Regions from separate parts of the Homo sapiens genome. Here regions 1, 2, 4, 5 and 6 are each linked to region 3. Evidence: chromatin contacts called from ENCODE Hi-C data. All regions are on one chromosome and are shown on one strand. The core of a region is the stretch at or near the end of the contact, and the rest is flanking DNA. Distances in the headings are between cores, read along the strand shown. Region 1 overlaps PDE4D (phosphodiesterase 4D). Region 2 holds the start of PDE4D-AS1 (PDE4D antisense RNA 1). Region 3 holds the start of KIF2A (kinesin family member 2A). Region 4 holds the start of ERBIN (erbb2 interacting protein). Region 5 holds the start of SREK1 (splicing regulatory glutamic acid and lysine rich protein 1). Region 6 holds the start of PLK2 (polo like kinase 2).

Region 1 (3,431 bases), core at 55-2,554, 3.2 Mb before region 3:
CAAAGTCAGTGCTTTTTAACCTCATGGGATGGAGCGGGGGAGGGGGCACAAGGAGCCTTGTGTGAAGGCTCTGGCTCTGCTTATTGATCCCCCAAATACAATAATACATCCTCACAATCATAAATTTGAGAGCAAGGGGCTCTGATCCTGTGATATACAATCTAGGCCCTTATTGGATCCTGGAACTGATTTTCAGAATCCTTTATTCTTTTAAGTACAATTGTAAAAAAAAAAAAAGAGAGAGAGAGAGAGAGAGAGAAAGCAAGGAAGAAAGGAAAAAAGGAAGGGAAGAAGGAAGGAAGGAAAAAAGGAAGAAAGGAAAGAAGGGTTCCATTTATAAACCTCAGACAAAACAAAAATGAAAGCAAAAGAGAACAAAAAATAGCCAATACGACCCAAGTTACAAATTTACTTGTATCCTTTCAGAGGATAACCCAAATTCCTGCAAGACAATTAGCCATCTTTCTTTCGATTATTACAGTAAGCAAGACGGGTTAAGAGTATATAGTAAATGTGCTTTGCTAAACTCCTTCTCCCTTTATTGACTCTATCACAAGAAGCACACTTAATATAATTTTTACAATTTTTTAAAGAACAAATAGGAAAGAGGAGAAGGTTGTACTTTAGCTACCTTTGTGTATTTGAAAGGAATGCTGTTCAGGGCTTCTTCCTTTTCAAAAAGAAACAGGTCTTTGAAAACGAAGAATCATTACTGTGCATATCTCTCGAGGGCTGCTCCTCTAGTATCAGTCCATTTGAAATAGGAGTTTCACATAATTCAATTTATTAAACCCACATTTCCTGCCAGATTTTGCTTTATGTGCCTATGTCCTTTTGTTTCCCGGCTAACATTTCCACATCTCGGAAATCATTCTTTCTAGTATAACTGAAGAATATGGATATTAAAATCAGATCAGCAAAAGATTTTTATGGACTTGGAAAGCTGCCCATTAATGCCGTAAAATAAAGCGTGTTATACAGCTGATATCATCAGTTCTACTCTATGTTGTTTTCATATTCCTGGCGGTGGGTGGAGAGTTAGAGTGGAACAATTAGGAGTGGGAAAGAGAATGAAAGGATTCGATCAATTGTGGAATTTCAAAGCGGAGACAATTTACACTAAAGAATTCAAAGACTTCGTAACCTCCAAGACATTTTCCAGTCCAGGTAACCGTTGAATTATAGCTGGAGGTGATGTTCTTGGAGCTGCCTGTGAAAGCTGAAATCACAACATGCCTGCAGTGTTCCCTTCCTAAACCAACTTTGCCATTTTCTCAGGCAGACACACAAACATGCAAGCGTCCACAGTAATGTGCGTGTGTGAGGGATGGGGGAAGAGTGATTGTTGCTTTGTAGTAGCTCCTTTGAAGTGTTTAATTCCTCCCTTGTAATCTCTTCATCAACACACATTTAAAGCATATCAGTTTTACCTCAGCAATTTGATTCTCAGAGGCTTATGTGGCTCAGGGCCTCTGTCCAGCACCTGGGTGGCACAGTTTGTTTTATGTGCATGCAGAAGTGTTAACAGAATTAATTTTTTTCCTTCTTTCTCTCTTTCTTCTTCCCCCACCTCCCCCAATTTAGGTTAATGAGCCCAGGCAGCAGTGTGTGTGAGTGAGCGGGCGTGTGCACAGGAGGGCCGTGAGCCTGCCTTTTTAAAATACAGGAAACGCATAGAAGAAAGAAGAGTTCAGCTGGAGCCACGACTTCCCTCTTTGCTTCTTTCCCTCCCCACCCCCCCACCCCCCACCTCACCCCCCACACTCCAGCACCGGCTTTTAATTTTCAAAAGCACTGCAATTGCTTGGTGTGGTTTCAAGAGCTGGGGTGCCATTCTCCCTGATGATGACTCTGCTGACGTCAATGGCATTCTTATCATGCCTAGTGCGACATCAGAAACCAGTCCTCAGAGGCTCCTCTTATTCACAGTGCCTGGGCTCTCAGCAAAATGTGGACCGGATTCTGAAACGCAAAGGACTCCCCGTTCCTAATCAGCGCTGCAATCCACCAGACAGTCTCCTTCTGCCGGCAGCTTGCCAGTTAAGACTTTGTTCCTTAGCGTTCTGTCCTGCAAGGACCCCCTGAAGGAGAAGAGAGGGCTAAGTGGATCACAGCGTGTCCTCCGTGTCTGAGCTTTCAGAGCCGTGTGTGTGTGTGTGTGTGTGTGTGTGTGTGTGTGTGTCCCTCAACCAAGGTTAGAGACTAGTCAATGCTGCTTCTGATTATTCTTCAGGTTTTACTAAAAGGCTTCAGTCTTTGATATAAGGCTATTCCCCCGACACAGTGGCTAAGACCCTCTTGTGTAAGTGCTCCTAGCTCACTCTCTGGATCAGAACCAGCGCCCAGGTCCCCACGTGAAGCCCATATTCACCCCAGATGGCAGCATGCACCTCCTCTCCTTTTTTTAATAAAGAAAAAGAAATAGGAGGTTGGGAGGAGAAGGAAAATAATCATAGCTGAATAATAATAGCAGAATAGGAAAATAGTATCACTAAGAATTAAATATTTCACTCTAAATACTCATGACTTGTTAAGAGGTCTGCTCTCAAAAGCTGAATTCACAAGGGAGTTAATACATACTAAACCCAGTATGCATTCCTACCTAGCAGTTTGGGGGCAATTATTATGGGGATGATGAACTTTCTCCATTTACAGTGGAGTGTATTATGGTCCAAATCTACCCTAAAGCATTTGGGAAATGTCTACAGTTCAAATTAAGATGTTTAGAGTCAAGGTCATTTCGCTTGATGATGGAATGATACATGTCTAGTTAGATTTCATCTGACCAATCTTTGACACAAACACATCAGAATTGTCTTGGTATCCACCAACCAAATAATGTTTGTTTCTCTTGAAGATTGCTGAGTGACCCATAGTAAGCTTATTAGGAGATTAGGAGCAACTGTTCCAGAGAGAAGCTGTTTAACAACATATGAAATGTGCAACATAATTCCATCTAGAACTATTTAGAATCATAACATGGAAGAACAGCAGCTTACACCTGGTTCAACCCTTCTACCTTTAAGTGAGGAAACTGATGCCCAAAGGCTGCGTCATGCTTTACTCAAGGTCATCCACCTATTAAGAGGCAGGACTGACAAACTAAAGCTGTCTCTCTCTAAATGGTATGCTTTTCCTACTACAACACATAGCTCCTGATTATTCAAAACCTAATGACCAAACCTCAAACCCACTTGCCAAGGGAGTTTCCATTTTTCTTTTAAATCTGAGCAATATTTCTTAATTTTTTGATTAAAGTGATATTTCAGGAATGTTTAGATGAATTATAATGAGTTTCTCCTTTGTTTTCAGTGAGTTTCACAACTAGTGTAAAGGTTATTAAGTAGAATGGAACAAAATAATATATGTTGGAATGCATGAAATTCAGATGGTTTTGTTCTTTGTTATTTTTTGTAGAGACAGCATCTCCC
Region 2 (3,635 bases), core at 670-3,169, 3.3 Mb before region 3:
GCATCACTCATTTAAAGATATGTGCACATAGATGAACTGTAAGATAATATAACCTTCTTGACCTTGTAAATAGGTGGCCAAAAATACTTAAATATCTTGACGAGGCAACTATTACTAATTGTCTCACAACATTACCAGTCCTTACTGGCTGAATCCTTCAGCCATCTGCATACGACATGCACAGGCAAATAGCCACTAAAAACATACACAATTCCAATTATCTCCTTGCATAACTAAAGACAAAAAGAACAGGAAATCCAAAAAATACAGCAAAACTGAAAACACTATACCTTGCCTTCCGTGCTATTTTAAGGCTGTCCCAGGCTGAAGGTTACTTCTCAGCCCTCAAAACTCCATTAACTGCCAAGACCAGCACCTTAGCACATATGGCACAGATGCCTAGTTGAAGCCTCCTTGTACTAAATGACCTCAAAAAACTGGGCTTTCTTTCCAAGATTAATGGAAACAAAAGTAATGATCATAAGGAACCTTCTAACTCTGTTAATGTTTCCTGCGGATATGTATGGCCAACTGAATATATAAAGGCTCAGTTCTTGCGGGGTACCCTGACAACTAGATGAATTAGGGTGAAGGTTCCAAGTTCGATGAACTCTTCTGAGTTTGAGTGCCCTAGGTGGTGACATTCAAGTGATTTCACAGACATCCACCAATTCTTATTTTCAACCGGGAATCCCAAGAACACCTTTAAACATGCAATGCCCATGGACCCTACTGGGTTTCTGCTGCAAGGGCTCAGTGTTACTTAGGAACCCTGTGTCTTGGGAGATACTTAAATTTAGCACGTCAAATTGCTTTTGGAAAATGTTTATCTGGCGTGACTAGGGGAGGCAAAGCAAGGAAACAGGAACCTCCCTCTAAGGAGCAGAATAGCCAACATGCAGTAAGCCTAAAAAACCTCTCAATTTATTTCCCGGGGCTATGGGTACCAGTGGCTCGCCGGCATGGGAATCAGCAGCCTGGGGGCACCAGTGACAGCAGAACCGGGGCTTACCTTGTTGGAGGCCATCTCACTGACGGAGTGCCTGGTCTGTAGGGTCTCTAGCTGGTCCAGACACCAGTCCAGCTCCTCCAGGGTCTCGCTGGCCAGTTTCTGGTAGGCCTCCTCTGCGAAGAGACAGGGAAAGGGGGACTCAGTTCTCAAGCGCTTCACGGGTCCGCTAGCGAGTTCAAAGGGGGCCATCCTGCCATACCCCGCCATGCTCGGATGCCCGGTGCCGGCACATGAGGGCTGCTCCTTCATATTGCCCAGCCCGGCAGTGCAACGGGGGCGGAGGCTGTGCTCGCGGGGCGGCCGGCCTCGGGGAGGCACGGTCTCTCCAGCTTGGCGTCTCGGGTCGGCCTCCAGGGAGGGCGTGCAAAGAGCGGCGAGCCAACTTTCACACAGCGACGCGAGCGGAAAAACCACTATGCGACTTTTCAACTGTGCGGCGGGCCCGAGTCCCAGTCCAGGAGCCCGGCTCTAGCGGATGGCGAGGGGGTGGCGAGCGCGCTTGGGTGCCCGCCCCGCAGAGGAGCGTCTGGTCCACAGCCGGATCTCCTCGGTCCCCAACCCGGAGCCGCGGCCCCACGCCCGCCCCGCCTGCCGAGCCTTCTGCACGGCACTTGAAGTGAATGAATCAGCCGCGGCCGGGTGCGCGGCCACCACGTTTCCTGTTTTCTTTCTCAACTCCTCGGGCGGCAGGCGCAGCGCGGCTCCAACGCCGCAGCTTTCCGGGAACACTCCCCCTCACGCCCCTCTCGGCCCTCGGCGCTGCCTGGCTCCTCCTCAACCCCCTTACGAAAAGATTCCGAATTGCAAAAGCCTGTCCCTGTCCGTGCCACCCGCCGCGTCCTTCCCCTCGAGCTCTGCCCCGGGGGCCCCGCCACCTCGCAGTGCCATCCCCCCGGCGCAGCCGGGCGCCACTCGCTTTGAAGTGCAGACGAGGAGGCGCGGGCGCGAGCGTGTGTGTCTGTGGGGCTGCTGTGGGACTGTCTGTGCTAGGAGAGCGGCGGAAAACCCGGCGTGGAGCGCCTGCAGTCCGCCGTCCGGGGTCGCGCCCGCCGCGGGGCTCAGGAGGGACCGGCACGCAGGCGCGCACGGCCGCGCACCTGTCTCGCTAGAACCCCGCGCGCCCCGCCGAGCCACTGCCCTCCAGGTTGCCCAGACCGCTGGAGCCTCTGCGACTCCACGACCGGCTGCTTCCTGCGAAGTTTCACAAACAAGGTTATTTAGGACCCTCAAGGTTTCTGAGGGTTTAAGTTTTAGGGTTTCTGGGGGTTCGTTTCTAAAGGCTTAGGATTCACCTACTTCAAGGAGGCAGGGTTGTGGGAATTAAGACCGCATTCTTTTTCTACCCAGCCCAGTCCCTACTAAGTACCAGACTTCTAAATGTTGGGGCGGACAGAAACAAGCAAACAAAATATACAATGTTGTGGGGTCGGAACGCTTTATAATTCACAAATTTGACAATAGGCTGCATTTTCATATGCCGAATTGCCTAAGAGTTCTCTTAAAGGAACAGCAATGTGAAAGAACCACATGGTAAGGAGAATTTACGCATGTCCTGCATACTACTCCTTTCCCCTGTGAATTGCATAAGACCTAGATGATCTTGGGCCAAGGAAGAAAATCTGGAAGGGTGTTTCTACCCACCATGTGCAGAGTACACTACAATTTTGAGAAAACGGAAAGACCATATTCAAAGGCATACAGAAAAGCCTGTTCTGTTTACAAAGGCTGACCCAGGGCACCAGGGACACTGTCCCTAAGCAGATCAGTTGTGGGAGAACTTTTCTACATTAGCATGCAATAAGCAAACCATTCATAGTGAGGAGAAGTCAAACTCCCAAGGGTCCATTTGATAAAACTTTGTCATTGTCGAGTGGAAAGAAGATACTGAGAAACTTACACTAAGTGGTGGGATCCCTTGTCTTTGTCTTTGAATCTACAGGTATTGGAGAAGAAATTCTGCCCTTGAAATTTAGACTCCATAAATTAACATGGCACAACAAATAAAGTTCATGGACTGAATTTAGGCTCCTGGGATTTTTGAGATAGCTTTTTATGTGAACTTTGTAAAAGTTAGAGTAACTTTTAAAGTAGTTGTTACATGTGCCACGTGGCTTATTGTTATCAAGAATACTTGAACTATTTACTGTTCACTTTGAGTACTCTAGGTTAAAATTTGCCTCTTTTTTGTTCTACTTCCTCCACCCCGCAGTCTATGTAAATATATACTTTAGATGGACAAACAACTGCCTAAACCTTGCCAGGTGAATTAAAGTTTCAGATTGAAGCTTTTTTTTCCCCCTTAACAAGCTTAAAGATATTAATAATTTTAAATGGTAAATATAAAATACCTGCTCTGTATAGCTTCCCCAATTCTAAGAATGTAAAAAATATTACATGCTTGTTATAAAAATTGAAGCATTACACACAAATATAGGAAGTCCATTGTAACCCCACACCCTAAAGATCACAAACAATACTTTCGCCTATGGCTCTAACACAATCATTTTCATTTTACTGAATAACTTCCATATGCAAGTATAGCATCACCTAGTTGCCATGGTAGTGCATCTACTATATGGTTTGGTTTTGATATTTTCCTCTCTCTCTCATTCCCATAATATAG
Region 3 (3,743 bases), core at 477-2,976:
ACAGGAGCTTGAAGAGTTCAGATAAAACTCCCAAAATTATAGAAAAAATAAAAACTAAACCCTGATTTGGTCAAATTTCACTTGAAACCGGGGTACTCAAGTGTGTCATTTCTGGAATGTAAAAGAAGTTATTTTCCACATTGTCTATCCAGTGTGGTTTTTTTTCCATAGAAATTATATGCACTTTAGAATGGATTCAATAGAATTGTTCTTTTGACAGGTATACCTTCAATATGTTCAAGCTACAGATGAAGCCAGTCTTTTAACAGTTTTTTAAGGACCTACATGATTACTTACATTAGATAGAAAACTCTAGGCACACATATATCCACATAAGCATTGATGTATATATCCAGTTTCCAATTTTAAAATTTTAAATTGTATATTTGTAGTTATTGTTACAGGGAGATTATCAATGACTAGGGAAGGCCGGGCGCAGTGGCTCATGCCTGTAATCTCAGCACTCTGGGTGGTGGAGGCGGGTGGATTACCTGAGGTCAGGAGTTTGAGACCAGCCTGGCCAACATGGTGAAACCCCGTCTCTACTAAAAATACAAAAATTAGCCAGGCGTGGTGGCGCGGGCCTGTAATCCCACCTACTCGGAAGGCTGAGGCGTGAGAATCGCTTGAACACAGGAGGCAGAGATTGCAGTGAGCGGAGATCGCGCCACTGCACTCCAGCCTGAGCGACAGAGCAAGACTCCCCCTCAAAAACAAACAAAACAAAACAACAACAACAAAAAACAATGACTAGGGAAAGTAGGCCATGAAAAGTGTTGTTTCCAACCTATCAATTGCCAGTACTACAAGCAGGAGTTAGACGTTTGGAGGTTTTCACACGGTGCTATAAATACAGTTTCCAGGGCCCCGGTACACGTGGCCTTCCTGCTCTGCCAGGATGGAGAGTCTTGCTTTCCACATTGCTGATGTGGTCAGACTAATTAAATTATTGCAAAAAGACACATTCCCTAGTCAACCTTATGTGTCTGCCTTCTTCCCTTGAGTCACAGTTGTTGGCTTTACAGGCCAAGGCAAGTAAGTCTTGAACCCTCAGCAGAAACAGGGCACCAGCATCGGATGCCTCATAACCTGAACAGTTAAGGACGCCCCACCACAGAGCTTCTTTCTGAGTGTGATAAACTATAAGGCAAGACTGTAAAGGGGTGGATCTTCATTTCGATTTAGGGTAGGTGACACCTCAAGGGTGTTTCTTCCCTTCCAGCGTAACTGGATGGGAAACCTACACCAAGTGTGCTTGGGAGGGCTGCTTGGGTCAGCTACCTGTAAGTGGAAATAGGGGGTGCCACCTTCCGATGAAAACCCGGATCCCGTACTGTCAACGGAGGGCCCTTGAATTCACATCCCTCAGCCCGCTAGAAAGCCCCTGAAACCACGTGGCCTTTAACCCATTCCGGCAACAGCGCCAATTCCCGGAAGCGAGAGGGCAAGAAAGCTCGGCGCGACGCTTCCCGCGTCTTCTAGGCCGCGCGCTGAAATCAAACGCGACGCCGGCTAGCTGTGGGCCGGGCCGAGCGCTCAACGCTCCAGCGGCTGGGTAAGCCGCGGCCGCCGCCCACCCCGCTGCAGAGCTGGGCGGGGCCGCCTGGAGGCAGCGGGGAGAGGCCAGCCGAAAAGGAAGAAGAGACGCCGGAGGCGCGCTCTGCGCAGGCGCGCGGCGCCCCGCCTCCCCAGCGTCGGCTCCCCGGCGGGCGGTGCGGGCCCTCCCACTCTACCCCGCGCCGTCTCACGGCCCCGGCCCTAGCTTCACCCCGACTACCCGGCGTGCGCGTCCTCCTGCCGGCCTGCAGGCCCGGGGCCTCCGCCTGCTTCCCCACAGCTGCTCCTTGCGGCCCCGCTTGCGTTCACGCTGTCGCCCGGGCCGGCGCGGCCGCGGGCAACCGCTCCCCCTCCCACACCTACCCCGCCCCCTCCCCGCCTTTTCCGCCCTCCGGTCCCCCTCCCTCGGCCCGCTGCTGCTGCTCCAGATGAGGTGATGGCAACGGCCAACTTCGGCAAGATCCAGATCGGGATTTACGTGGAGATCAAGCGCAGCGATGGTGAGCCGCGCTGCCAGCCCCGCTGGCCCGCTCGGCCCCGTGTTCGGGTGTGCACGGAGGGGACGCGGGCGCCGGCCGCCTCATTGATTGCTTCGCCGGGCTGTGGGGGTGGGAAGGCGGCGGCCGCGGCGCTTTTGTGTGTGGCGTGTGTGCCAGTGAGGCCGGCTTGGGGTCCGCCCGGGCGCTGCTGCAGTTCTCCGGATCGGGCCGCGGGGGAGGGAAGCCGGGTGGGGAAAGGGCCCGGGTGTCGAGGGTCGCGTCTCCGGGGGTCTCTGGGCGAGGGCCGCTCGCTCCTCCTCCCGCAATCTCCAGCCCCCCCCCGGGGACACCAGCCCGGGAGGGAGCGGGCTTCGTTAGGGATGACCCTGCCTCGCGCTTCCCCTTGGTCTTTGCATTTTACCGGCTTGGCCTCTGACGGGGATGGGGATGGGGGTGGGGGAGCGGGAAGACCAGCGATTTCACATTTAGAGAACCGACTGCTGGTCGGAGGCCGAGATGGGGGGAAAGAGCCAGTTCCGTCGCCTTAAACTGCCGTCTGGTTGTCAGGCCTCCCCGGTTTCGTCGTCGACCATGCTGCTTTCTTTTTTGCCACTTCTTGGGAGAAAAATGTGGAGAATATCGCGCTGAGCCATGAATAAGGGTGGGGGAGCAATGGGAAGAAATATTCGATGGGCTTCTCCAAGGTGATGAGACTGTAAAGGGAATGATAGGGGATGGGCAGAGTCAATGCGAGGCACTGCTGAGAGAGTGGGGGTGGGCGACCGGATGTTGATATTTTCACACCCTCGGGAGAGGTAACTGAGAAAAGTGTAAGGCGAGGTGAAGACACATGCTTCATTTTTTTTTTTAAGAGCCTTAGGCTTATGTATCTTTCTCTAGGTTTCTCTTGGGGAAAATGGTTTATGACACTAGCTTGGGGTGTGGAGTGAGATACGCCAGCCAGACTGGAAATAATTCATATTGTAAAGGAATAAATGCACGGAGGGAGATAAGTAAAATTATTTTCTTTCGGTACCAATATTGAAAGAACGAGAGATGTGTGATAATCTCGAGTTGAGCAGTGTTCCTGACTCCATCTCTCATACCGATTCCTTTTTTTTTTTTTTTGAGACGGATTTTCACCCAGGCTGGAGTGCAGTGGTGCGATCTCGGCCCACTGCAACCTCCGCCTCCCGTGTTGAAGCTATTCTTGTGCCTCAGCCTCCTGAGTAGCTGGGATTACAGGCGTTGTCACCACACCCAGCTAATTTTTTGTATTTTTAGTAGAGACGGGGTTTCACCATGTTGACAAGGCTGGTCTCGAACTCCTGACCTCAAGTGATCCACCTGCCTCGGCCTCCCAATGTGCTGGGATTACAGGCGTGAGCCATCGCGCCTGGCCTCGATTCCTTTTATGAGTGCCTTATTTATTAACCTTTAGCCTAGCCTAGTCAGTAGTAACTTGGCTGTCACGTCCACGTGCCCCTTGGATTCTGCCAGGTTTGACCAAGTTACGTGAAGCTAGATTGATTTTCATGTTGTGTGTATGATATATTGGAAGACCCTATATAGCTAATGATTTTTTCCTCCGTTATATTTGAAGTAATTTGTGGTAACAACTGAAACCATCGTTATCCTGTATATGAAAAGATAAATTATACCGCTTAGAGCTTTAGAAATTACCAATAACACTAATGGGAAAGAGAT
Region 4 (3,411 bases), core at 97-2,596, 3.6 Mb after region 3:
CGACCTGACCGTGCCATTAGAGGAAGTTGGAGTGCTGCAGCTGCAAGAGATACCTGCTGCCTTCAAATCAGGGCTGGACTCCAACAACCCCTGTGCACCGATTACTGTCGTACAAAGAAACTCCATCGGCCGGCGCGGCGGAGGCCTGTGGGCTCTCTATCTCTCTGGCTGGGCGCTGGGCCGCGAGCAGACAGCAGGGTCGGCGTTGCCAGCGTTCCCCACCCTGGGGGGCTCGGGAGTCCGGGAGTGCGGGGTCGGGGAGCGGGCAGGGAGCAGCGGGCAGGCCTCGAGGGGCCTGGGCCAGAGTGGGCCTCACGGCGCGCCTTGCACGCGAACCCACGGCCGCCGGCTGCCCCTCCCCCGGCCCCCGGCCCGCTGCCCCCAGCCGCCGACGTCGGCCCGCACCGCCCCCGCGCGCTGACTGGCCCGCGCAGGCCTCCTGCCCGGCTGTTGGCGGTTGGGGCGAAGCCGGCGGGAGGCCGCCCCGCCCCCGCCCCCGCCGCAGAGTCGCGGCGCGCAGCCTCTTCACCCGTCGCGGCCGGGGCGGTGGCGCTGTTGCCGCCGCGGCCTGTGAGGCAGTAACTCCCCTCCGCCCCTGCCCCATTCCTCCTCCTTTCTCTCCGCTCCCTCCGTCCTCCCTCCCCTCGCCGTCTCTCGCTCGAGTGAATGTGGCGCGGCGGCGCGGGACGCAGTCTCGGCCCCTGCCGCGGCCCCGCAAGCTCGTGAGGAGACGGAGCTGCCTCCTGCTCCCGCCCCCTGCGCGTCTCGGGGAGCCACCGCCGCTGGCGAAGGAGAACAAGCAGGGCAGCGGAGGGACGGTGGCGGGAAAACGGGAGAGGGAGGAGAAGAGGGTTCGAGGGCGAGTAGGGAAAGCGGGGAGGGACGGACGGAAGGACGGACGGCCCGACGGACGGCCCGGGGAGGGGGCCGCTATTGAGCCTGCCCGACTCCTCGGCTCCGGCTCCGGGTGGCGGCGGCAGCGGCGTCGCGGACGAAGGGCGCGGCAAGCGCTATCGAGACAATAACCCTGCCGCCCGGCTCTGGGGGCAACGGAGAGGAAGCGGTGGCGGCCTAGCGCGGCCGAGGCTCGCCGAGCGCCCGGGCAGCGTCCTCGCCCCCGCCGGCCGGGTGCTGCTGCCGTCCGGTGTGCCGGGCGCGCCGGTTGCCCGGAACCCGAGGCTCCCGGCGGCCGTCCCCTCCCCTCCCCCTCTCCGGTGCGCGCGGAGCTGGTTTTCCGGGTTCCCCTGGACGGAGCTGGATCCTGCTTCTCGCCAAGGCAGGAAGTGAGTTTCGCACTGCAATTCCGGGCGGTGTCACGAGTGAAAAGTTTTGTTTTTTTTTTTTTCGGCGGAGATCCTCGTTGGGGCTGGGAAACTCCTGCAAAACTCGAGACCAGGAAGCCAGCCCGCACCCCAACCCCCACCAAAGCCACCTACTCTTCTTCTGTGGGAGGCCAGTCCACATCCGCTCTCACCCGAGAGAGATATTCAGCTGGATCCAAAGTGACTGATGAAGGGAAGGAAATCATGTCAAGCGAAGCCTTGAAAAAGCTGCCCTGAGACGGTGTCCCGCCGAAAGGTAATTTTCACGAAAAGTGTCTCTGAGTCACAAAGTTCATGGGACTTTGTGACTCGGAAAAGAGATGATTCTTTAGTGTTTTTCACTCTTCTCCAAGTTGCCCTAAACCCTCCTTTTCTCATATCGAAGCGGTTAATAATTGAGGGGCTAAATAATCGAACTGCACCCCACCGCGTCCCTTCTCCCCCCTGCCCCCCCCACCATCTGGACTTTGAATTTTTTGGAAGAGGTTGTAAGAATGCGGTGGGACGAAAAGTTTTTAGTAATCCGAAGAACGATTGCCTTTGTTCAGCACAGGGGCCAGAAGTTTTGGCTTTCTGGAACGTATAGAGTGTATATTAAGTTGCTCAGCCAGGCACCTTCTGTTTGGGAAGAAAGTTTGGTCGCTGCAGTGAGTGATTTGCTGTTATTGAGATGGCTGCCGCGTTTGTTTATACTCATACCGATTATATTGGCGCTTGCGTTAATTGTATATAGAGGTATTTATTTTTATTTTTTTATTTCCAACCCTGATCAGTATATTTAGTTAGATTTTAGAAACCAAAAAATCTTGCCATTCTTAGTTGTTTTTCAGGGTGAGTAATATATTTCTTTAGTTGTGTGTAGTGTGTGTTTTTCAGACGTTTAGCGCCGTATAACTTGTTTAATTAATTGAAAGCAAGGATCGACTAGGCTTTTCTTGTAACTGATCCATTACGAAGAAAAAAGGAGTAAGGACTAAGAATAGGGAGAGATAATTAAACAACATTAACAACCTGTAAGACGTTTAATAGGACTTCTGTACAGTTCAGAACAGACGATGGGAGGGGAAGTAAAACGCTTAAAACGATTTTCAAGGGAATCACAGTGATTGTGATAAAAAGCTGTGCTTTTCGAGTAGTATGGTCTTTACATTTTTGTGTTGTCCCAAATGTTTTTGGTCGGTTCTGCATAAATAGTGATAGGTTCTGCCTACATCTGTGGGGGCAGGATTCATGAAGCATGGCAGACATTCCACCAGTCAGAGCTATGAACACTTCTGAACCAATGGGGACTAGTTTTGATAGCAGTAAACCCAAAGTTTTTTTCAGTGGTGTTTTAGTCTTTTTCTGTTTACTTTTTTTCCCGGTATTTTTGCGGTACAGGGAGGTGAAATACAATACTGTACTTTTGAATATATATTGAATAAATTTGGTAATCCTGTTGGTAGGTATATCCTAAATATATATTGATGTTTAGATTGCCTATGCTGTCTCACGTAATGACCGGAAACCCGAGGAGAGAGTTGATTTTCTTTAGTTCAAAGAGAAAAAATAAGTTTTAAAGATCAGGATCAAATTATTTCACAATTTGTTCTTTGCTACTTCAGCTTCATTAAGTACATCTCCAAAGGCAGTCCTTTATTTATTACTGTAGTTTTGATTTTTTTTTTCCTCCCCGGGGCATGGTCTCAGGAGATTCTTTTTTTTTTTCATTGTTGGTAAGATTTGTGAACCATGGAATAATTCTTGTTAAGTCAAACTAGCTTTATCAAAGAATTTAAAGTGCATAACTCATCTACTTTATGATTTTGGAACGTATCATTAGGCTGCAAAAGAGGTTATTCTTGGGCATCTGAAAGAGGTGAACAAAATAAATGGCATTGAACTTCAGTTTCCTTATATGGCTTATACTTGGCTTCAAAAGCAACAAAACCTTAATAGAGCAAGTCCCTTACAGAGAATTATCGCTTTATGAAGATGGTTATTTATTAGTAAATTTTGTATAAAAAAAGTATTGTAGCACTTGAAAATGACTATTTAAGCCTCTATTTTTAGATTTAGTTCTTGATTTTTTTTCTCAGGAGAAGAGTAG
Region 5 (3,546 bases), core at 634-3,133, 3.8 Mb after region 3:
GGTGAGAAGAGTGGCATTGTTTTACATTTTTCAAACCTTTTTAATGTCTGCTTTAATAGAAGACAGCTGAATTCTCCTATCTATGTATTCTTTATTTTTTTCCAACTTTTATTGTAGGTCCAGGGGTACATGTGAAGGTTTGTTACATAGATAAATTCATGTCATGGGGGTTTGTTGTACAGATTATTTCATCATCCAGGTATTAAGCCCAGTGCTCAATAATTTTTTCTGCTCCTCTCCCTCCTTCCACCCTCCACCCTCAAGTAGACCACAGTGACTGACGTTTCCTTCTTTGTGATCATGAGTTTTCTGTGTATTCGATCTGTTGTGATATGTTTTGGTTGAAATATATGAGGGAAATCTGATCTCATAAAGATAAGGTGTTGGAAAAGGGAAAACTACTTTATAGCCTTTCCAGATAGTTCTAGATATTATTCTTTGATACGGTACCAAACTTACATGTGGTAGTTTCTTAGCCTTCATTGCAGTGTGGACTGAATCTGAAACCACATCAATTAAGCACTGAAATCCATCAATCTATCTTGCACATACCAGAGGCTTTTTGCCTTTGTAATGGCACCCACTGGCCATTTGAAAAATAGGTGTCCACTAAGTTGTAAAGATCACAAAAATGTTGACATATTTCATTATATAGTCAAAAATAAATTGTTAATATAATGCTTCTTTTACTAGAAAAGTCTTTAAGTACTGGCAAGCTGTCAAGCTCAAGCTGGTGGATACAAGTGTAATAAAATTTGTATTTTTAGGTGAAAATTCAAAGAATTACACTAGTGCTTTTTCCGGAGACAACCATTTCACTTGGGCATGTAGCGGCAGTAGTTTCCATTTTTTCACACATATTCTTTAAAAGACGTGTAAGCAAGGATGGATTTGAAAAAAAAATACAATTTTTAGTTATTTGTGAAGGACATTTTTAAAGTGAAACTAGCATACTTTAAAACCTTAAATGTTGTATGATGTGAAGAATACAAAATGCAACTACCAGTACAAGACTGGCGCCACTGCCTTGATTGCTGCTAAGGTGTCAGCAGTTTAATCTTTTACGTTACCAGTGCAAATGGCAACAAAGTGAAAAAGGTCAAGAAACTCTTAATATTATTACGAAAATCGTTTTGACCTTGCCAACTTACTGAAAAGGTCTCGGTACCCTTAGGGATCTGCGGAGGGCATTTTGGGAGCAGCTGCCATGGACTCACTACTGTTGTCTCTCATTAGGTTGCAAGTTCTATGTGAACTGTCTTTAACTGTCTGTTACGTGCCCTTGCCTAATAGTGCCTGGGACATAGCACTCAATAAACATCAACACCTGTGGAACGAGGGAATTAAAAACAGGTTATAAACAACCCCTGCACAGCCTTCATCTTACTGCCTCTTTCCTTAATTCAACCTGAACCTACGCATTTTGTAAAATTTTGTTTTTTTCACAATTAGGACGCCTGCCAACTTTTAAAAATAGTTGGAGTTGGGGTGCTGCCTGTATGTGATAAGGCTGCCCTATAGTTTGGTCAAGTGTTCTTCCGTGTTGTCCAAGAGTCATTCCTTCTTTACAGTCCCGCACCAGTAGGCCAGGCCGCTTGGTTTCCCAATCCGAGACCGGAAGGAACCGGGTAGACATGAGCACAAGACTCTCATCGACTTTTGGGGAAAACAAAAACACCGATAAAAATCCAGGCGGTGAAACGAGCAGCAACAGCCCCAGGGACCCGGGAGCTGGAGGCCGCAGCCGCGCGAGAACCGCCGGGTTGCCGGGGCGACGCTTCCGGCTGGCGCGCGCAGCCCCGGGAGCAGGGGAGTTGTGAAATGGGCGGCTAGATCTGCCCGGCGCTGTGAATTCGCCAGCGGGAGCGCGCTCGCGGCCGCGCGTTCTCCGCTTTCCCGGCTCCGTCGCTGACGCGTCGTAGACGTTGGGGAGCGGGAAGGCAACGGCAGCGGGATCGGGATGAACAGCGGCGGCGGCTTCGGTTTGGGCTTAGGCTTCGGCCTCACCCCCACGTCGGTGATTCAGGTGACGAATCTGTCGTCGGCGGTGACCAGCGAGCAGATGCGGACGCTTTTTTCCTTCCTAGGAGAAATCGAGGAGCTGCGGCTCTACCCCCCGGAGTAAGTGCTGGAGCTCGGCTGGGGGAGGGGCGCGGGCGCCATAGAGACCTCGGGAGCCGAGGCGTGGAGGAGAGCGCGGACGCGGGCGCGCGGTGCATGTCACGTGATCGCGCCGGCTTACCTTGGTGCCCATATTTGATTAGGGCACCCGGGTTCCGCCGTCCTGCTCTCCTTAGTCGGATTTGGGGGGTTAACTACTGCACGGAGCCCTTACCAAGGATTTAGAATGGTTGCCCTTTCTGTGCCTCCGGGACTTGTGTTCGCTGCTGGGTCTTCGAATTCCGTGCCCCCACCCTCTTATTTCCCCCCGAACTTAAGATGGCCGCAGGTGGGCCCGGAACAGCCCTCATGGCAAACGTCTCAGAGCGTTTTTCCACTCTGAAAATCGCGGAGACCGCGCCTGAGCCACAGTCCAGTTTTTAAGGCCTTGGTGTCAGGCCGTTTTGCTGACGAGAAAGCCTGCTGCTGGTGACAAGATGGAACTGGGGCTGTGTTTGTTTCCCAGGACGGTCGCACAAACTTAGCATTTTGGTTTATCTAACCGAGCGCATCCATGTTCCCAAAGATCATGTCTGTTAGCCCTTTTGACAGCAGATTAAATTTTCCTCCTGAAAGGTCACACTGTCCCAAAGCTTTCAGAAAAAGTGTAAGTCGGTGCAGGGTTATCCCTCCCGTATACATTTAAAGTCCAGATCTTGGCTGGCATTCACAGCTCGCGGCCACTTCCCAGATAGTGTATTTTGGAATGGTAAAATTTCCCTCGTACGATATTATTTAGAAAACTCGCAAGGGGTTTGTAGGTTGTTCACATTCTTGCACACAAACTTTTTTTCTTTTTTAATGGTAGATCTTACAGTATTAAGATCCTCCGTTTTTTGTTCATTATATCAAAATCCTTTGAGGGAAGGGGTAATTGTTACCCAAGATTTATTTCTTTAAAAAAATTTTGATTTATTTCCTAGTGATGCATTTAGACCTATTTTTCTTTAGTTTTCTATCTCAGGTTATAACAGTGCTGTTGCATAACTATATAAAAGTTGTGTGGATATTTAAAATTTACTTTTTAAGTTTTTCTTCTCTGCTTTTTGTTTTGGAATATTTCATGCATACAGAAAAGTTGAAAGAGTAATACATTGAACATCCATGTTCCTTTTACGAGCATTTTGTCTGTTTTTGGCTACAGTTGATTATTAAAATTTCCCCAGTTATTTTAATAATGCTTTTTTGTCTGCTTTTGATCTAGTATGTAATTAGATAACACTGTCTCCCTTGAATATGCCAAGTAATCCATGTATTAATAGTTATCTCCTTTAATCTAGGACAGTCCCGTCCCCTTTTAAAGATTCTAAAGTCGTGACATTGATATTTTGTTTTGTAGTTCATTTTGTCTTGTAATATGACTCATAATCTGAGTTTATATAGATG
Region 6 (3,259 bases), core at 1-2,500, 3.8 Mb before region 3:
GTCAATCTAAATGAAAAAGCAAGGTAAGGCTTATTAGCTTCCAGTCACCTCGGAAAAGCCAGTGATTACACATGCAGAAGACATTTTCCTAACAGGGAAGGGCCATCCTTGCACACAAAGAAAATACTTTACTCAAGAGTCATACGCACCTTTTCCCTTTGATGAGGTTTAGCTACTCTGCTGTGAGGAATAATTTTTGCGGCGTAGACTTTGTTATTTGTCAAATCTGTCATCTCGTAACATTTTGCAAAGCCACCCTGAAAGGAAACAAAGCCGAGACGGAATTGAGGATGGCACAAAAATGGACGGCAGATATTTTAAATAAATAAATAAATGGGAAGAAAGAAAAGCAAAAAAAAAAAAATTGAGGAATGGAGGAGGGTGGACAGAGGGAGGCATTCGACTTCGTTAAAGCTCCCTCATGAAGAGAAATGCATTGCTGGAAACAGCAAGTTCAAACAGTTTCTCTTCTTCTTTTATAAAGGGGAGCTTTATGGAGGGAGTTGGAACGGGGAGACATGAAAAATAATCTCTGATGAGACTTGTCAGGAAAATTCCCTGGGAGCAGATAGAGGGAGAGAGGTCTGATGTAGAAAGCCCTCGCTTCCAGACTCAAGATGCATTTCTCTGGGCTGCGGGAGACACACAGTTCTGAGGCTAAGAATGCAAAGCCGATCCCCAGCGCTGCCGGCGCACAAAAGCCAGAGGGCAGGTGAGGAGCCCACCTCGCGCTGGGATCGGACCCCCGAAAAACCCGGAAGCGGCGGGCGAGGGACCCCGCGGGCTTGCCCGGCTTGGGGTCGCCCGGACAGACCTCCCGCCCGCCCGGCAGCCCGGCGCCCTCCGCTTGTCACCTTTCCCAGCACTTTGCCCCGGCAGTAGCGCTTCCCAGTCGTGGGGTCGACGATAATCCGCGAGATCTCCGGCCCCGAGTGCGAATGGTGGTGATGGTGGTGAGGGGCCGCCGGGGGCACTTGCGCCTGGGACTGAGGTGGCTGCGATTCCTCGGGGGGCTGCGGCGGCCGCTTCTTCTTCGAGTCCGCTCCGCAACCCTTGCCCAGCGCCTGCTCGCACATTTTGGTGCTGGCGGCTGGCTGGTAGGTGATAGTCCGCAAAAGCTCCATGGTCGCCTTGCCGCCCCGCACTGCCCGCTGCCACCCCCTAGGCGCGGTCACACGTCCGAGCCGGCCGTGGTCCTCGCACCCTTGCCTCTGGTGCCGACTAGCACCCAACACCCCGGTCCACTTGTGCGAGTGAGAGCGCTCGGCGAAGTCTTATATACGGGGAGGCGGGAAGGGGGCGGAGACTCGATACGCGACATCACGTCACGGCCTATGCCCCGCCCCACGGCCGGCCGAGCGCGCGTGGCCGGGAAGCAAGTCTTGTCCCGCCACCCGGGTCTCGCTTCCCAGCGGAGCCGCGCGCCTCAAACGCCGGCCGCCGAGATCTCTTGCGGCCGCGGGAAGGCCTTCAGAGCCGTCCGTGGGCCCCGCTGTCCCGTTCTTCGAAGGCTCCGAGCCTCAGCGTACAAAACAGAATCGCGAGGGCCGACGCCTGGCCTCACCCCCGCCCCAGCCGCCTGGTGGCAGGGCAGTGCCGTGACCCGAGCGAGTCGGGCGCGGGTGTAGACGCAGTCCCTCCCCCGCACAGCCCTTCCCGGCCGCCCGGGGCCTCCTGTGTCAAGGTATCAGGGTGCCCGGAGCCCGCCGCACGGGCAGGCGAGGCCTCCTCCGGCCGTATGACAGGGCTCGTCTGCAGCTGCCCCGCAGTGCCTGCCCGCGCTGTGACGAGCTCGCTGGTGTCTAGCTGGGGCAGTGCCGAGAGGCCGTGGGGGTGAAAGGCCGGGATTCGTGGAGCCGGGCATTCGAGCCCATCGCGCTAGGGCAGACACGGGCCCGCAGCCGGGATCCCGGGCCGATCGGCCAACCGTGCCAGGATCCCACTCGAGGCCCGTCTGGCCCCCGCCCATGCCCCTAGAGCGAGCCTCTGTCTGAGGTCGGCCCCTGAACCTTGCAGAGCGAGGTCGGCGTCCTGGCAAGGCGTCCTCCGCCCGTAGCCCGAAGATTGGAAAGCAAGGGCGCCATCTTGTGGAATGTTCCGGAATGCCGTTAGGTGTCGAAGTGGGCAGCGGTTGACAACCGTGGGCCTTTGACAGTTACTAGTACTAAACATCGATGCCGATTGTGAGTTTCCAATCAGAGTCATCTATGACTTCTTCCGAATGCATCTGTTGAGATGGCTCATGAGCTGCCCTGGTTCCTGGAGAGTCAATCTGAGACTTTCTGGGGTAGGGAGATTGGTAGGATGAAGAGAGGAGCGTAGGCCAGTGAGTGCAAACACAGCTTAGTTTCCCATTTCCAGATTTTGCTGTGCAGTTTGACTAATCTAGGAACACGTTTTTTTGTTTGTTTTTCTTGTTCTAATTACGATAGAGTAACATTTATTGAGGACTGTGCAGTATTTTTAAATGCCTTATTTCATCCTACAACAATTCTGAGAGAAATATTGTAAGGAAGGAAAAATAATTTTCCACCTTTCAAAGTTTTGGCCTGGGTCGCTGTAACCAGACAGATTAACAAGAAAACAAAGAAGCTTATTAACATATACGTCTCATATATACATGGGAGATAACCAGGAAAATTAGAGATGGTTTAAAATCGGGCTTAAATACTATCTTTAGCTAAACCAAAAGAAAAGAGTGGGGCAGGCAAGTTAAGGAATCATGACCAGGAAATGTACGGTAAACAGGAGTGGGGTTTCTTATTTCTTCATTGATAAGTTTTTCATGATTTAGAGTCATTCTTCCTGGTACAGAGGAGACACTTTTACAAATGGAGTTTTGTGGGGTTTTTTTGTTTTTTGTTTTTGTTGTTTTTTTTTTTAGTGAATGTACGTTTCCCTTACGAAAGGGTAATATGCCATTTTTAGAGCATTTCCTGGGTCTGCTGGTTCTCAAAATAATTATCTTAAAATAATCTTTATCCCAGGGCCATATTTGGGGTGGCATATTCTCATCTCCTACATTATTATTCCCATTTTATAGATGAGGCTTGGAGAACTTAGGTAATTATTGTATATTTTTACTAGATCATCGAGGTTAGGTTAATTAGCAGCACACTTGAATCTTTTTACCTATGTTAACAGGATATGGTAAATAGTTTTTTGAAGCTAAATTCCAGAGAAATTTAGAATACCAGATTATTGAATCCCTGGAAGGTACATACAAAAAGTTGCTGCAGTCCACTGTCAAATTTAGGTA

Evidence for each region. A loop is a pair of places that touch in the nucleus more often than their neighbours do. Pooled maps may share reads with other maps.
Region 1: a loop to region 3 is called in a pooled map, with 3 times the contacts of the local background. The contact joins the enhancer-like site here to the promoter of KIF2A in region 3. A Hi-C loop is called at or near these places in 6 of 50 pooled maps.
Region 2: a loop to region 3 is called in a pooled map, with 7 times the contacts of the local background. The contact joins the promoter of PDE4D-AS1 here to the promoter of KIF2A in region 3. A Hi-C loop is called at or near these places in 5 of 50 pooled maps.
Region 4: a loop to region 3 is called in a map of CD8-positive, alpha-beta T cell, with 11 times the contacts of the local background. The contact joins the promoter of ERBIN here to the promoter of KIF2A in region 3. A Hi-C loop is called at or near these places in 3 of 168 maps with a recorded cell type or tissue (CD8-positive, alpha-beta T cell and ascending aorta) and 13 of 50 pooled maps.
Region 5: a map of B cell shows a loop between it and region 3 (18-fold over the local background). The contact joins the promoter of SREK1 here to the promoter of KIF2A in region 3. A Hi-C loop is called at or near these places in 1 of 168 maps with a recorded cell type or tissue (B cell), 1 of 37 single-sample maps with no recorded cell type and 10 of 50 pooled maps.
Region 6: a loop to region 3 is called in a map of B cell, with 17 times the contacts of the local background. The contact joins the promoter of PLK2 here to the promoter of KIF2A in region 3. A Hi-C loop is called at or near these places in 2 of 168 maps with a recorded cell type or tissue (B cell and CD4-positive, alpha-beta T cell) and 4 of 50 pooled maps.

What each region holds. Positions count from the first base shown.
Region 1 is chr5:59,125,872-59,129,302 of GRCh38, forward strand. All of the region lies in intron 5 of PDE4D (phosphodiesterase 4D), which reads right to left. Among named protein-coding and RNA genes, the nearest start is that of PDE4D-AS1, 88 kb to the left of the region's middle. RefSeq lists enhancers at 904-1,814, 1,815-2,724. Within about 2 kb of position 1,305, at least 20 of the 41 ENCODE cell types and tissues checked have a DNase peak (open chromatin) inside an H3K27ac peak, as active enhancers do.
Region 2 is chr5:59,037,847-59,041,481 of GRCh38, forward strand. PDE4D-AS1 (PDE4D antisense RNA 1) reads left to right here and starts at 1,920. Exons shown (of 2, transcript NR_198970.1): 1 at 1,920-2,224. PDE4D (phosphodiesterase 4D) reads right to left here. Exons shown (of 15, transcript NM_001104631.2): 6 at 1,013-1,125. RefSeq lists a silencer at 1,289-1,358.
Region 3 is chr5:62,304,480-62,308,222 of GRCh38, forward strand. It overlaps KIF2A (kinesin family member 2A), which reads left to right and starts at 1,727. Exons shown (of 21, transcript NM_001098511.3): 1 at 1,727-2,057. The coding sequence starts at 1,994. RefSeq lists a silencer at 1,431-2,460.
Region 4 is chr5:65,925,229-65,928,639 of GRCh38, forward strand. ERBIN (erbb2 interacting protein) reads left to right here and starts at 1,347. Exons shown (of 26, transcript NM_001253697.2): 1 at 1,347-1,578. RefSeq lists enhancers at 1-71, 696-1,320, 1,281-1,500 and a silencer at 111-1,200.
Region 5 is chr5:66,142,417-66,145,962 of GRCh38, forward strand. It overlaps SREK1 (splicing regulatory glutamic acid and lysine rich protein 1), which reads left to right and starts at 1,884. Exons shown (of 12, transcript NM_001077199.3): 1 at 1,884-2,121. The coding sequence starts at 1,961. RefSeq lists a silencer at 1,665-1,734 and enhancers at 1,915-2,194, 2,455-2,514, 2,575-2,624.
Region 6 is chr5:58,458,836-58,462,094 of GRCh38, forward strand. PLK2 (polo like kinase 2) reads right to left here and starts at 1,251. Exons shown (of 14, transcript NM_006622.4): 1 at 855-1,251; 2 at 150-257; 3 at 1-6. The coding sequence starts at 1,124. RefSeq lists a silencer at 1,569-1,748.